Regions from separate parts of the Homo sapiens genome. Here all the other regions are linked to region 3. Evidence: chromatin contacts called from ENCODE Hi-C or POLR2A ChIA-PET data. All regions are on one chromosome and are shown on one strand. Each heading gives the region's core, a stretch centred on a gene start or an enhancer-like site at or near the end of the contact. The rest is flanking DNA. Distances are from core to core; before and after follow the strand shown. Region 1 holds the start of BMPR2 (bone morphogenetic protein receptor type 2). Region 2 holds the start of NOP58 (NOP58 ribonucleoprotein). Region 3 holds the start of NDUFS1 (NADH:ubiquinone oxidoreductase core subunit S1).

The links. Hi-C counts contacts between places; a loop is a spot of excess contacts on that map. ChIA-PET counts read pairs that join two places held with the same protein, here RNA polymerase II (POLR2A). Pooled maps may share reads with other maps.
Region 1: a map of CD4-positive, alpha-beta memory T cell shows a loop between it and region 3 (11-fold over the local background). The contact joins the promoter of BMPR2 here to the promoter of NDUFS1 in region 3. A Hi-C loop is called at or near these places in 1 of 168 maps with a recorded cell type or tissue (CD4-positive, alpha-beta memory T cell), 1 of 37 single-sample maps with no recorded cell type and 11 of 50 pooled maps. POLR2A ChIA-PET finds 5 or more read pairs at or near these places in 1 of 52 experiments (activated B cell).
Region 2: a loop to region 3 is called in a pooled map, with 36 times the contacts of the local background. The contact joins the promoter of NOP58 here to the promoter of NDUFS1 in region 3. A Hi-C loop is called at or near these places in 7 of 50 pooled maps.

The regions. Positions count from the first base shown.
Region 1 is chr2:202,372,615-202,377,576 of GRCh38, forward strand. It overlaps BMPR2 (bone morphogenetic protein receptor type 2), which reads left to right and starts at 3,713. Exons shown (of 13, transcript NM_001204.7): 1 at 3,713-4,936. The coding sequence starts at 4,861. RefSeq lists enhancers at 2,561-2,720, 2,831-3,120, 4,275-4,962 and silencers at 3,211-3,260, 3,411-3,900, 4,031-4,090, 4,161-4,220.
Region 2 is chr2:202,262,441-202,267,219 of GRCh38, forward strand. It overlaps NOP58 (NOP58 ribonucleoprotein), which reads left to right and starts at 3,323. Exons shown (of 15, transcript NM_015934.5): 1 at 3,323-3,546. The coding sequence starts at 3,502.
Region 3 is chr2:206,157,050-206,161,767 of GRCh38, forward strand. NDUFS1 (NADH:ubiquinone oxidoreductase core subunit S1) reads right to left here and starts at 2,395. Exons shown (of 19, transcript NM_005006.7): 1 at 2,292-2,395. EEF1B2 (eukaryotic translation elongation factor 1 beta 2) reads left to right here and starts at 2,846. Exons shown (of 6, transcript NM_001959.4): 1 at 2,846-3,010; 2 at 3,539-3,661; 3 at 4,297-4,423. The coding sequence starts at 2,931. RefSeq lists enhancers at 2,073-2,482, 2,593-2,852 and a silencer at 3,113-3,182.

The sequences.
Region 1 (4,962 bases), core at 2,463-4,962, 3.8 Mb before region 3:
GTACTGAACCCAATTGCTATAAACTGGAATACATTTCTATTATGTCTTCTACCCACAAATTTAATGCCTTTTCCATCTTAACTAAGCACTTATTACACATTGTGGCCATCACTTTTGCAGTTTGAGGTATGGCAGCAAAACTAGCATGAATTTATTTTTTCTTCACAATTCAGTTTCACAGATAGATTTTTTTTTTTTTTTTTGCCAGAGTCTCTATCGCCCGGGCTAGAGTGCAATGGGCAACCTCCACCTCCTGCGTTCAAGTGATTCTCTTGCTTCAGCCTCCGGAGTAGCTGCTGGGATTACAGGCACGTGCCACCACTCCCAGCTAATTTTTGTATTTTTGGTATAGACGGGGTTTCACCATGTTGGCCAGGCAGGTCTTGAACTCTTGACCTCAAGTGATCCTCCTGCCTTGGTCCCCCAAAGTGCTGGGATTACAGACGTGAGCCACTGCACCCTGCCAAAGATTCATTGTTACCAGCAATCTTAGCAACCTCAGCCTATAATTTTTTTCCCTCCTTATTAAGTCAAGAACTCTGACTTTTTTTTTTTTTTTTTTTTTTTTTTTTTTTTTTTTTTTGAGACAGAGTCTTGCTCTGTCGCCCAGGCTGGAGTCCAGTGGCATGATCTCGGCTCACTGCAAGCCCCACCTCCCGGGTTCATGCCATTCATTCACTGCCTCAGCCTCCCGAGTGGCTGGGACTACAGGCGCCTGCCACCACGCCTGGCTAATTTTTTTGTATTTTCAGTAGAGACAGGGTTTCACCGTGTTAGCCAGGATGGTCTCGATCATCCTGACCTTGTGATCTGCCTGCCTCGGCCTCCCAAAGTGCTGAGATTACAGGCAAGAACTCTGACGTTTTAACTTACAGGAAGCACTTTACAGCTTCTGTATGGCTGAATTGCCAGCATCACTACTCTTGTGCTTTGGGGCCATTATTAAGTAAAACGAGGGTTAGTTGAACACAAGCACTTGGATATTGCATACTGCCACAGTCAGTCTGATAAGAGACTGCTACTAAGTGATTAAGGAGGTTATAGCGGATACACTGTACAAACCATGATTCACATCCCAGAAGGACAGTGTGGGATGGCAGCGATTTCCTCACAGCTAGTTAGTAACAGTACTCAATTTAAAATTTATGAGGCCAGGCGCAGTGGCTCACGCCTCTAATCCTATCATTTTGGGAGGCCAGAAGGGCGGATCACCTGAGGTCAGGAGTTCGAGACCAGGCTGACCAACATGGTGAAACTCCATCTCTACTAAAAATACAAAACTAGCCGGGTGTGGTGGCGCATGCCTGTAATCCCAGCTACTCAGGGGGCTGAGGCAGGAGAATCGCTTGAGTCTGGGAGGCGGAGGTTGCTGTGAGCTGAGATCGTGCCATTGTGCTCCAGCTTGGGCAACAAAAGAGAAACTACGTCTCAAAAAAAACAAAAACAACAACAACAAAAAAAAACACCACTTATTATTTCTGGAACTTTCCATGTAATATTTTCAGACCGTGGTTGACTGCAGGTAACTGAAACGGTGGATAAGGGGGAACTACAAAAAGGACACTTAATGTTTCTTGGAAAAAATCTTAAGCAAATAAAAATTGAATGATGAAGTACTTGATCTCAATTTGAGGAAGATAAAAGTGTACTACGAATTAATAAACTTTAAACTTTCTGCACCTCTAACATACTAAAATCCAATTTCTCTGAGTGCTAGAAACTCTCAGTTCTTGAAAGACAAATGGTAAAACAATACCGTTTCTAATTTAGACCTTTTGGGCAAAACAAAATACAGTAATAAAGCTATAAAGAATCGGTCGGGGGCGGTGGCTCACGTCTGTAATCCCAGCACTTTGGGAGGTCGAGACGGGCGGATCACGTGAGGTCAGGAGTTCGAGACCAGCCTGGCAAACATGGTGAAACCCTGTCTCCACTAAAAATACAAAAATTAGCCGGGCGTGATGGCGCCGCCTGTAATCTCAGCTACTCGGGAGGTTCAGGCCGGAGAATTGCTTGAACCTGGGAGGTGGAGGTTGCAGTGAGTCGAGATCGCGCCACTGCACCGCAGCCTGGTCGACAGAGCAAGACTCCGCCTCAATAAATAAATAAATAAATAAATAAAACCTAAATAAATAAAGCTAATGAATCAAAGCATATGCTCTTCGTCTTTTTAAGGGATTTTACTAGGTAGAATTTTTTTTTCTCTGTCTAAAGGGTAAACAGCATAAACATATTTCAACTAAAAAGAGTCTTAGAATCCGGGGTTGGTATTGCTACAACCCCTAATTATGGAAGATGTTTAGTATAACAGAACCAGTTTAAGGAATGTGGAGATTTATTTACATCAAATTCAGATAAAGAGGTAACAGCGGACTAGAAGAAGCAAGCAGAGCATGACTTAAGGAGTCTATCTATGACTGTATCTGTGGAACTGCCCTTAGCCACAATGAAAGACCAGCAAAACCAGCCTTCAGCATAACCCTCCTGCCTGGTAGGAGATGGGAAGGCCAGACTTCACCCCTCAAGATCGCCCTCCCACGCGCATTTTCCACCTCGCAGCTAAGAATTCAGTCCAGACTTCCGATCATGGCGCCACGCACGTCACCTTCTCCCCTCGCCGCCAGCAAAATCCCACCCACGTCGGCTGACCCCGCAGCGGGGTGTAAGGGCGGGAGGGATCCCGTCTCCTATACTGGTCGCTTGTACAAACCAGATCCAAAAAACGCACTACACAAATCCTTGGAAACTGCGGTACCAACGGGATCTTCTCAATTCCTTGAGTGCAAAATGATCCCACTCTCTATCCCGACACAACTCTAACTCCATTTTCCTTTCACGTGCCCTAAAAAGCCCTCAAGGCCCCCAGCCTTGGTGAATCCAGGCCCTCTCTCGGGGTGGGCACCGCGCTGTACGGACAGACGCGCGCACGCAGCGGGACGATTTATAGAATTAAAAGTCTTTTTTTTTTTTCTGGCTTCGCATCCTTGCAAATACTCAATATTCCTGTCAACTAAGAAGGCTAAGGGAATGGGCGGTTGAGGAAAGCAGGACGTCGATTACAGCGAACACATCAAAGGGGTGGTCTTTCCAATTCCGGCTTTTGTTTGAGTCAGAGGGGAGCCTGAGGAGGCCAAGGTCTCCGGTTCTGGGAAAGGCGGGTCCATCCGGATTCTTTGGGCTGCGGAGAGGGAGGTTCCAGCCCCGTGAAACAACAGAGGGCAGTTCTGCCCCTCGAGGCTTTCCTCCGAGAGTACTGAGACGGAGACGCCTCAGTCGGGAGAAATCCCGGAACTCGGAGGAGTCTGCTGAACGCCGAACAAAAGGATGTGGCCGTCGTCTCTTAAACAAATACGCGAATCCCAAGCCATGCACATTTGGAAGGCATGTGTATGTGTGTGAAGGAGAAAGGCCACCGCTGCCCACCGCAGCCCCACCCAGCCCTCGGCCATTCACCGGAGAGACGCGCTGCGGTGGGGCCTCGGAGCCCTCAGCCAGCCCCGAACGAGGGGCGGGGCCGGGCGGGGCCGTGAGCGCGCAGGCGCAGTGCGGGCTTCATCCCGCCGCCGGCGCCGCCGCCGCCGCCGCCCGCTCTGCACCACAGGCTAGAGACAGACAGGGCCGGGAAGAGCCGGAGACTGAGGAGGAGGCGGAGGCGGCGGCGGAGGCGGGGCGACTCCGGTGACCGGGAGCGCCGCAGACTGGCAGCTGCGGCGACTCCCCCCTTTGTGTCTGGTCTGCTCGGAGCCACTGGAAGTGCCTCCCGGAGGGACGCAGGGTGTCTCGCCGCCTCCCTGCCCACCCCCTTCCCCGGCTACCTTCATCCGCCCTCCCGCCGCCCCCCGCCCTCGGTCCGCGACGCCCGAGTTCCGTCAGGAGCCCAGAGCTGCGGGAGAACGAGGCGGCGGCGGCGGCGGCGGCGGCGGCGGCGGCGGCAGCAGCAGCGGCTTCCTCGGGGGGTTGTGATTCGCTCACAGGAGCCATTGACGGGAGAAGAGGAGGCTTTCTTGGTGGAATTTACCTCAGGCAAGATCGAGCCGCAGGAATAAAAAGCGAGGAAGGGAAGGGAGCGCCGCCGGGAGGACTAGAAGGGGCAGCCTCTCACACCCACTCCGCCTGCCGTCTCGGGGAGCCCGGACCGGGGCCGCGACCGCGACCCCTCCCCTCCCCCGCTCCTACCTCTCCTCAGCCTTCGCCAGGGCCTCCCCAACCCTCTCACGGTTGTTCTGCGAAGGCGTGGGGACTGTGAGCTTGTCCATGGAGGCAGGCACCTTTTTTGATCCAGTCAAGGAAGAGGATTTGTTGTTTTCGAAATCAGAGTGAAGGAAGCACCGAAGCGAAACTTAAGGAATCCTGCCTTCCCGGAGCCGCGGGCGATGCGACTAGGGCTGCCGGGCGCCGCCGCCGCCCGTCCGGCTTCGTCCTTCCCGGCAGTCGGGAACTAGTTCTGACCCTCGCCCCCCGACCCCGGATCGAATCCCCGCCCTCCGCACCCTGGATATGTTTTCTCCCAGACCTGGATATTTTTTTGATATCGTGAAACTACGAGGGAAATAATTTGGGGGATTTCTTCTTGGCTCCCTGCTTTCCCCACAGACATGCCTTCCGTTTGGAGGGCCGCGGCACCCCGTCCGAGGCGAAGGAACCCCCCCAGCCGCGAGGGAGAGAAATGAAGGGAATTTCTGCAGCGGCATGAAAGCTCTGCAGCTAGGTCCTCTCATCAGCCATTTGTCCTTTCAAACTGTATTGTGATACGGGCAGGATCAGTCCACGGGAGAGAAGACGAGCCTCCCGGCTGTTTCTCCGCCGGTCTACTTCCCATATTTCTTTTCTTTGCCCTCCTGATTCTTGGCTGGCCCAGGGATGACTTCCTCGCTGCAGCGGCCCTGGCGGGTGCCCTGGCTACCATGGACCATCCTGCTGGTCAGCACTGCGGCTGGTGAGTAGCTCCGGCCGGCACGTCCC
Region 2 (4,779 bases), core at 2,073-4,572, 3.9 Mb before region 3:
TCTCTACTAAAAATACAAAAATTAGCAGGGTGTGGTGGCAGGGGCCTATAATCCCAGCTACCCAGGAGGCAGAGGCAGAAAATTGCTTGAACCCAAGAGACAGAGGTTGCAGTGAGCCAAGATCATGCCACTACACTCCAGCCTGGGCAGCAGAGCAAGACTGCATCTCAAAAAAAAAAAAAAGAAAGAAAGAAAATCTCCAATTACTTTATTTGGTCAAGTTACAAACCCAAAATCAGAGTCAGCTCTGAACTCCTGATTAAAGCATCATATGGAGGTGACTATGTAAATGGTAACGTGCAAGGACAAATTCTAGGACATACCATGGCAAAGAGATTTCTCATTGAATAAGTGGTTTCATTTCATTTTGGGAATAGGATTTAAGGCTTTACACGTAAAGAAAAGAATTTTTACTTCCTGCAGACATTCATTCATTAAATTTTTAAGAATTAATTAGATTCTATTTCATGAGTAGCACAACATAACATCCTATACAGACACAAATATGTGTAAAGTAGACTCAATTCTCTAGCAGATGTCACTTCTGCTAAGGAGACTAGACAGAAAAATACTGTGCAGTTAAATAACACTATAAACAGACATGGTGTTTCTAACATCTCACCCACCCACGCATACCCCTCTCCCAATCAGGTAATTTTCGTCTCTCTTGTCTCCCTGACCACACTGGATTACAGCTGTAACTATAATCAACCATGCTTTTTTTCTTTTTTGAGACAGGGTCTTGCTTAGTAGCCCAGGCTGGAGTGTAATGGTGAGATCATAGCAGGCGTGAACCATACACTCGGCCAATTATGCTCTTGAATTCACCCTAGGCCGGGCGTGGTAGCTCATGCCTGTAATCCCAGCACTTCGGGGGGCTGAGGCAGGCGGATCACCTGAGGTCAGGAGTTCAAGACCAGCCTGGCCAACATGGGGAAACCCCGTCTCTACTAAAAATACAAAAACTAGTTGGGCATGGTGGCGTGTGTCTGTAATCCCAGCTACTGGGGAGGCTGAGGCAGGAGAATCACTTGAGCCCAAGAGGCAGAGGCTTCAGTGAGCTGAGATCGTGACTGAGATCGCGACACTGCGCTCCAGCCCTGGCGACAGACTGAGACTCCGTTTCAAAAAAAAAAAAAAAAAAAGAATTCACCCTAGATTCCTCTGTCCTGTGACTTTCTGTTATTCAACCCAGGATTTTCTTTCCTCTTAATCTCAGGTTGCAGAGTTGCTACCTATTTAATGTTCCACAATCTTGAGCAGGTTGCAATTTTTTTTTTTAGATGGAGTCTCGCTGTGTCGCCTAGGCTGGAGTGCAGTAGTGCCACCTCGGCTCACTGCACCCTCCGCCTCCTGGGTTCAAGCAATTCTCCCAGCAGGTTGCAATTTAATGATTAGGAACAATCTGCATATAGGGCCTGGGAAGTGAGTAAGGAAATTTTACCCCTGTTGGAAGACAGACTTGTGAAACAACTGGGGTATTTAATCCCAGTCCCTGAGACTGAAAGGCTTCCAGAAAAGCAAGTAACACTAAATCAAGAAGACAGTCTAAATTCAGCCCCGCACAGTGGCTCATGCCTGTAATCCCAGCACTTTGGGAAGCCGAGGTGGGTGGATCACCTGAGGTCAGGAGTTCGAGACAAGCCTGACCATCATGGAGGAACCCCATCTCTACTAAAAATACAAAATTAGCCAGGCGTGGTGGTACATGCCTGTAATCCCAGCTACTCGGGAGGCTGAGGCAGGAGAATTGCTTGAACCCGGGAGGCAGAGGTTGCAGTAAGCAGAGATCATACCACTGCACTCCAGCCTAGGCAACAAGAGTGAAACTCCGTCTCAAAAAAAACAAAGAAGAAAAAGAAAAAAAAAAAGACATTCTAAATTCATACCCTGGGGTCATTTTAACAAATGCAGCAAAAATAGGAGAGGCTTATTGAAAGAAAACTGTGCTAATAATTCATTTGGCCAGACAGAAGGGAACGGCCAGGAATGCTCACAAATATAGTGACAGTAATGGTGTCATTCTGAGGCCTTCGCCTCAAGGCAGGGCTTGAAAGGGGATAAAGTCTAATGGCACTAGCTGGCATTTCAAATTCTAGATGCCTGAGGCAGACTGGCACCGAAACAGCTCCTCGTTTCTCTCAAAGTGAACATATAATTCATAGAGGGTTAACAAAATAATATCGTGAAGTTTTTCCCCTTTAAATCTCTAGCGGTGGCGGGGCGCGGTGGCTCACGCCTGTAATCCCAGCACTTTGGGAGGCCGAGGTGGGAGGATCCCTTGAGGTCAAGAGTCCGAGACCAGCCTGGGCAACATCGTGAAACCCTGTCTCTACAAAAAATTAGCTGGGTGTGGTGGCACAGGCCTGTAGTCCCAGCTGCTCCGGAGGGTGAAGTGGGAGGATCGCTTGAGCCTGGGAGTTGGAGGTTGCAGTGAGCCGTGATAGTGCCACTGCACTCCAGCTTGGGCAACAGCCAGACTGTCTCAAAAAAAAAAAAAAAAAAAAAAAAAAAAAAAAAAAAGGCCGGGCCTAGTGGGTCACGCCTGTAATCCCAGCACTTTGGGAGGCCGAGGCGGGCGTATCACGAGGTCAAGAGATCGAGACTATCCTGGCCAACATGCTGAAACCCCATCTCTACTAAAAATACAAAAATTAGCTGGGCGTGGTGGTGTGTGCCTCTAGTCCCAGCTACTGGGGAGGCTGAGGCAGGAGAATTTCTTTTTTTTTTTTTTTTTTTGAGACGGAGTCTCGCTCTGTCGCCCAGGCTGGAGTGCAGTGGCAGGATCTTGGTTCACTGCAAGCTCCGCCCCCTGGGTTCAGGCCATTCTCCTGCCTCAGCCTCCCGAGTAGCTGGGACTACAGGCGCCTGCAACCACACCCGGCTAATTTTTTGTATTTTTAGTAGAGACGGAGTTTCACCGTGTTAGCCAGGATGGTCTCGATCGATCTCCTGACCTTGTGATCCGCCCGCCTCGGCCTCCCAAAGTGCTGGGATTACAGGCGTGAGCCACTGCGCCCGGCTAGGAGAATTTCTTGAACCCGGGAGGCGGAGGTTGCAGTAAGCCGAGATCACACCACTGCACTCCAGCCTGGGTTACAGAGCGAGACTCCGTCTCCAAAAAAGAAAAAAAGAAAAAAGAAAAAAAGGCGCAAAGGCTCCGTTCAGGCCCTAGATCCCGCGATACAAACTTTCTCGGCCCGCCCCAGCCCGCTGTGGCGGGAACATTCTGGAAGTGACGGCAATCTCTGCGGCAGTCTTCTGTCGGAAGTGACGTTGCTATCCCAGAATCCTCAGAGAAGGAGTAGCGCGTTCGTGCGTCCTAGTTCCAGTACAGCGTGGAGGGTTTAGGCAGCGTGTTCTGATTCTTTGCGGGACGGCGAGCGCATTTGTGCTTTGCCCGCCGCGGCCTAGGAGGCCTTTTGAGGCCGCGTAGTCGGTGTTTTTGAACTGACTCTACAGCTTCTGGCAGGCCGTGCGGCGCCCTGACCCGGCCTCACCATGTTGGTGCTGTTTGAAACGTCTGTGGGTTACGCCATCTTTAAGGTAGGTGGGAGAGCGAGCCGTTAAAGGGGGAAGGCGGATGCTGGACAGACGAGGAGAGGGAAAGACTTAAGCACGGAACTACTCAGAGTAGCGTGGGTGCCTGTTATAGCCCGGGCTCTGGGAGGAGGGAGAAGGCCTTTACACCTGAGAGCCATGTTACGTGTAACACGTGGCCCCGCCGTTTGGGGAGACCCGTTCTGCATTAGAGGATTTTATTTCCTCCCGTTGAAGGGGTGGGCAGGAGGCGTGTTAGAATTTAACAGATTATAGGGAATTCGGACTTTATTCTAGATGTTTTGAGGAATGATCGAAAGATTTTTTTTTTTTTTGAGATGGAGTTTCGCTCTTGTTGCCCATGCTGGAGTGCAGTGGCGCAATCTTGGCTCACTGCAACCTCCGTCTCCCGGGTTCAAGCGATTCTCCTGCCTTGGCCTCCCGAGTAGCTGGGATTACAGGCCTCCATCCACCACCACGCCTGGCTAGTTGTTTTTGTTTGTTTGTTTGCTTTTAGTAGAGACGGGGTTTCACCATGTTGGCCAGGCTGGTCTTGAACTCCTGACCTCAAGCGATCCACCTGCCTCGGCCTCCCAAAGTGCTGGGATTACAGGCGTGAGCCACCGTGCTCGGCCAATCGAAAGGATTTAAGCAGAGGAATGACCTGCTAATTTGTCTTAATACGGTTACTCTGCTGTGTGGAGATTAGACTCGAGGAGATAAGAACGGCAGCAAGAATACTTTTGCATTCATTTGGACAAGATGAAATTGCCTGGTATGGAGAGAAACAAATATCGATAGAAATTGTGAAGGTAGAACAGGAAGGACTGGCTAATAGATTGAATGTGGGGTTTTGGTTTAAATAAGATGTTAAGAAAGTTTCTTGGGGAAGGACTAAAGATTTCCGGTTTGGGCTGTGCGAAGCTTGCGTTGTCTATTAGACCTGATAATGCAGTTGTGTAGATCGGGCAGTTCAGTATTTCAGATTTGAAGCTTAGGGGAAAACATCTGGGCTGGTGATGTCAGTTTGAGGTTTGGTTGTTTTCGTGGGGAAAGTTTGACAAGTTCGTCAGCACTGAAATGGTTGAATGGTAAGACATTCGTATCGCAAGATGCTGTTGAGATGTTAGGAAGAATGAGTGAGATTGAGTGCCTTTTCTTGTGCGGTGCAACTCTTCTGAGGTCTGTGAATATAGCAATGAAAAATAAAGTTTTTATGTATATTCTACATATATATAT
Region 3 (4,718 bases), core at 1,145-3,644:
CAAGTTCAAGCAATTCTCTTGCCTCCCAAGTAGCTGGGATTACAGGCACCTGTCATCACGCCCGGCTAATTTTTGTATTTTCAGTAGAGAAGGGGTTTCGCCATGTTGGCCAGGCTGGTCTCAAACTCCTGACCTCAGTGATCCACCCGCGTCGACCTCCCAACGTGTTGGGATTACAGACGTGAGTCACCGCGCCTGGCAGACAACCAATTTTAAAGCACTCTTTCTTTGAGCTCTTTTTCTTTAGTACCAGTACACACTGTGTAGATATTTTTGTTTTACTTACTAAACTGTAGGTTAGTAATCAATTTTAGTACCTACCAGACTGTAAGCTCCTTGAGGACAAGGAATTTGGACATTTCCCTTTTTTGAAGACCTAGCACAGGACCCTTATGAAAATAACCACCAAACAGTCTTATCACCAAGTTCTAGAACTAGAGTAGCATCTGTCCTATTAAAAACTACTGATGGCATAAATATAAACCTAAACTTACTCCATTAGAGCACTGACAGATTTGAAATCAACAATCAGTATTTCATACAATTTTAAAACTTTAATACTTTTTTATCTCCAATGCAATATAAAAATAGTACTCACTTTGGATAGGAAATCAACTAGAACTAGACTGTTGACATCCAGCAACAAAGCATAGCCCAACATAAGAAATACAGATTTGCAACACTTCGATATGTGCTTTGAACATTGATATGCCAAGTAGCAATAGAAATAATTATCTCTTTGGATGGAAAATGTTAATGACTAATCATTTCTTAAACTAGACTGGATACTTTTCCATATAGGGACTATGCTATTCCACGTTCTCCAACATGGATCCATCCATTTACTTCTTGCCTTCCAAGGTACCACCCTATCCCAATCCACCATCACTCCTTGCCTGGAGTATTTCAATAGCTTTTTTTTTTTTTTTTTTGAGACAGAGTCTCGCTCTGTCGCCCAGGCTGGAGTGCAGCGGAGCGATCTCGGCTCACTGCAAGCCCCGCCACCCGGGTTCACGCCAGCCTCCTGCCTCAGCCTCCCAAGTAGCTGGACTACAGGCGCCCGCCACCACGCCCAGCTAATTTTTTGTATTTTTAGTAGAGACAGGGTTTCACCGTGTTAGCCAGGATGGTCTCGATCTCCTGGCCTCGTGATCCGCCCGCCTCGGCCTCCCAAAGTGGTGGGATTACAGGAGTGAGCCACCGCCTCCGGCCTTCAATAGCTTAACAGGTCACCAAGCTTCCACACTATTCCCACACAGCCTCTCCCCTCTTGCCACCGGCTGTGACCTCAGACTGAAATGCTCTTCCCTGGCCCCTCCTTATCCTTCAAATCTTGGCTTAAAAGCCTTTTCTCAGTTTCATTGACCAGGCTATCTAACATTTACGATTCCCCCAGCATATCATCCATTTTATTCTTCTTTACGGACTCATTTCTGGCTCGTAGTAAATGTTCAATAACGGTTAAGTGAACTGAATCTCTAATTTCTGGTCGTTAATTTGTAGAGACCACTTTCCCGGATTTAAAAAGTGCAGGTGCTCTGGCAGCCTTAAGTCGGTGAAAACAAGAATATTCCGCAAAACAAAAATAACTTGTTTATTCATCAAAAACAGTTAACGTTACACTTCTATACCGTCAATTCGTGTGTGAACAGAGTTGTGTCTGATCCAAGACCTTACAGTTCAAGCACTGGATCCCAATAACCTGTAAACAACGTTTTGTTATTTGCAATGCAATCCTGGGCTAACTTTTCAAAAGTCGTTTTTCTCAATTTCCCGTTAGTTAAAGGAATAAAAAAATGCTGTCCAACGTGGTCAATGGACCAAACAAACAAGGACAACAAACAGAAGCGTGAGCCATTGCTAACACAACAGCGACCAAACAATCATGCACTGTATCAGGCGTGTAAAAATCTGGGGGGAAAGGCTTAGTCTTAAGGCCTAAGTCATCGGACACTGGTCCTCTCCCGGGGAATAAAACGGCCTCCTCCTCTGAGAGGGAAATGTCCTGAATTTTCCCTGCAGAGGGAAGGTCACCTGCAAGCCTACATTCGTGACAGCGTTCCCGAGGACCCCCTGATCCTCATCTTCTTTTCTGCTTCATCAGACCAGAGACCGTGGCTAAAAGCCCCCCATCTGCCGGCTCTCAGGGGCTTCCGAGGCGGCGGGGCGGGAGGCGGCGCCCAGTCAAGGACAACAGAAGACTACGTCGCGTGGGCCAAAGGAAACAGTCCCGTCAATAAATAAGCCTCTGGCCGACGCACCTCACCCTTCCCATCCATACAAGACCTCACCTTCTCCCCGGAGCCGCGGAGGCTGTTCTGCTAAACTGTCTGGACCACGACGACCCCCTAGGAGGCCGGGTCGCTTATTCAATATGGCGGCCTCGGCTAACTCTGTCAGCCGGGCCTGGAGAACGGAAAGCCCGGAGGGACTAGAATCCTTGCATTCGACAAGTTTGTCGGCAATTTCCGTCAGCCGACCAGAGGGCGGAGCTGAGGTCGGCCCAGCCCGGAGGCGGGAAGGACAACTTGGACCCGCAGTTCCGCCGGAAGTGGCCCCAGCCTCGAGGCCGGGCGTCTTCGGTCATCTCCGGCGCTTCTAGGGCTGGTTCCCGTCATCTTCGGGAGCCGTGGAGGTACGAACTTAAGACATGCCTATTTTATTAATTTACTTCCAAACGCAACGAAAGGTCCATGGACAATTTGTGGGCCATTTAATTCAGGGCCCCCAATTCGTACGTGGAGAAGTGGGAATGCAAAAGTACTTTGACCTTTAACCTTCGGTCCGGCGCGGTGGAGGGAAACGCCTCCGTCTCTATATAAGGAATTTTCCGGTCTCTTCGGGTCCTTTTTCCTCTCTTCAGCGTGGGGCGCCCACAATTTGCGCGCTCTCTTTCTGCTGCTCCCCAGCTCTCGGATACAGCCGACACCATGGGTTTCGGAGACCTGAAAAGCCCTGCCGGCCTCCAGGTGCTCAACGATTACCTGGCGGACAAGAGCTACATCGAGGGGTGAGCGGACGGGCTGAGTCGGGGTGGCGGGGAGGTTTCTCCGCCCGGGGCCGGGGCCACGTGGCGCAGCGTGTCGGCTGCCGCGGGAGGGAGGGAGGCCGGGCCCGGGGCCCTTTCGAGAGGGAGGGGAAAGCGCCCCGTTGCCGTCTCCCAAGGCCCTCGTGTGGGGCGAGCCCGGCCTCCGGGGAGCGGTTCACGAGCAAGGAAAGGTTAAAATGTGCTTTATTTACACTTAATTCAGCCAGGTGTTTCCGCATCGCTGCCCAGTTAATACATGTTAAGCTGTAGATAGAGCAACGCCAGACATTGCAGTATTTGAGGTCTACTTAGTGGCAGACATTTCTCAGGATAGCGCGGTGACCCAAACATATGGTTTGATTTGAAGGAGCTAATAAGAAAAGAAAAGCATTAAAGCAACCCTGCTGGGGTTAGTGCCCACTAATTAATGTGATGCATACGGTATTTATTATTTATTCGCTGGCGTTTGTTTTTCAAAGGTGTGTGTGAATGTTTCTGTGTCCTTGGCAGGTATGTGCCATCACAAGCAGATGTGGCAGTATTTGAAGCCGTGTCCAGCCCACCGCCTGCCGACTTGTGTCATGCCCTACGTTGGTATAATCACATCAAGTCTTACGAAAAGGAAAAGGCCAGGTAAAATCATCTTTGTATAGAGCTGAAGAATAAGACTGCTCTCGAAGTTTATCAGGATGTTCACATGACAAAACTGGACCCAGGCTACTTTAGTTTTGTTGGGATATTGTAAGCTAAATTTTTCTGTAACCTTAGAAGGCCAAGAGACTGAAGCCCTCCATTTTTTCACAGAACAGGTAGAACATGGACAGCAGCAATTCAACTTTTCCCCACACTGCCCTGCCAATGTGCCTCGACCTTGACCTGGGGGGCCCACCTCTGGGGTGAGAGGGTGGCTCATTCATTCAGTCCTTGGCCATTCTTCTGAAACTGCCAACAAGGGTGGAAGTTTGGGGAAGTGGACTCCAGTTCACTAAGAATGGAACTGAGCATACTTAATGAAATCTCAAACAGAAATGTTCATACTGAAAGAGTAAATCATAGTGAGTATTGAAAATAATGTCTCACATGGTACTAATGCTTGTCGGGTGAGGAGTTGAACATATGACAGTGTTTACCTGGGCGCATGTGAAAGGGTAAATTATGATTGCAAAAGGGATCTAGTGATAAGTAGTGATTAAAACAAGTTATTTTGTATTTTCTGGAAAAGGATGTTATACTAGCTCAATAGTGGTTGAATTTAAATGTTTTTCAAGCCTGCCAGGAGTGAAGAAAGCTTTGGGCAAATATGGTCCTGCCGATGTGGAAGACACTACAGGAAGTGGAGCTACAGATAGTAAAGATGATGATGACATTGACCTCTTTGGATCTGATGATGAGGAGGTATGGCGTCTTCTATAAAGAACATATCGGCCAGGCGCAGTGGCTCATGCCTGTAATCCCAGCATGTTGGGAGGCTGAGGCGGGTGGATCACGAGGTCAGGAGTTGAAGACCAGCCTGGCCAAGATGGTGAAACCCTGTCTGTACTAAAAATACAAAAAAATGTGGCAGGCATCTGTAATCCCAGCTACTCAGGCGGCTAAGGCAGAGAATTGCTTGAACCTAGGAAGCGGAGGTTGCAGTGAGCCAAGATCGTGCCACTGCATCCAGCCTGGGCGACAGAGCGAGACTCCGTCC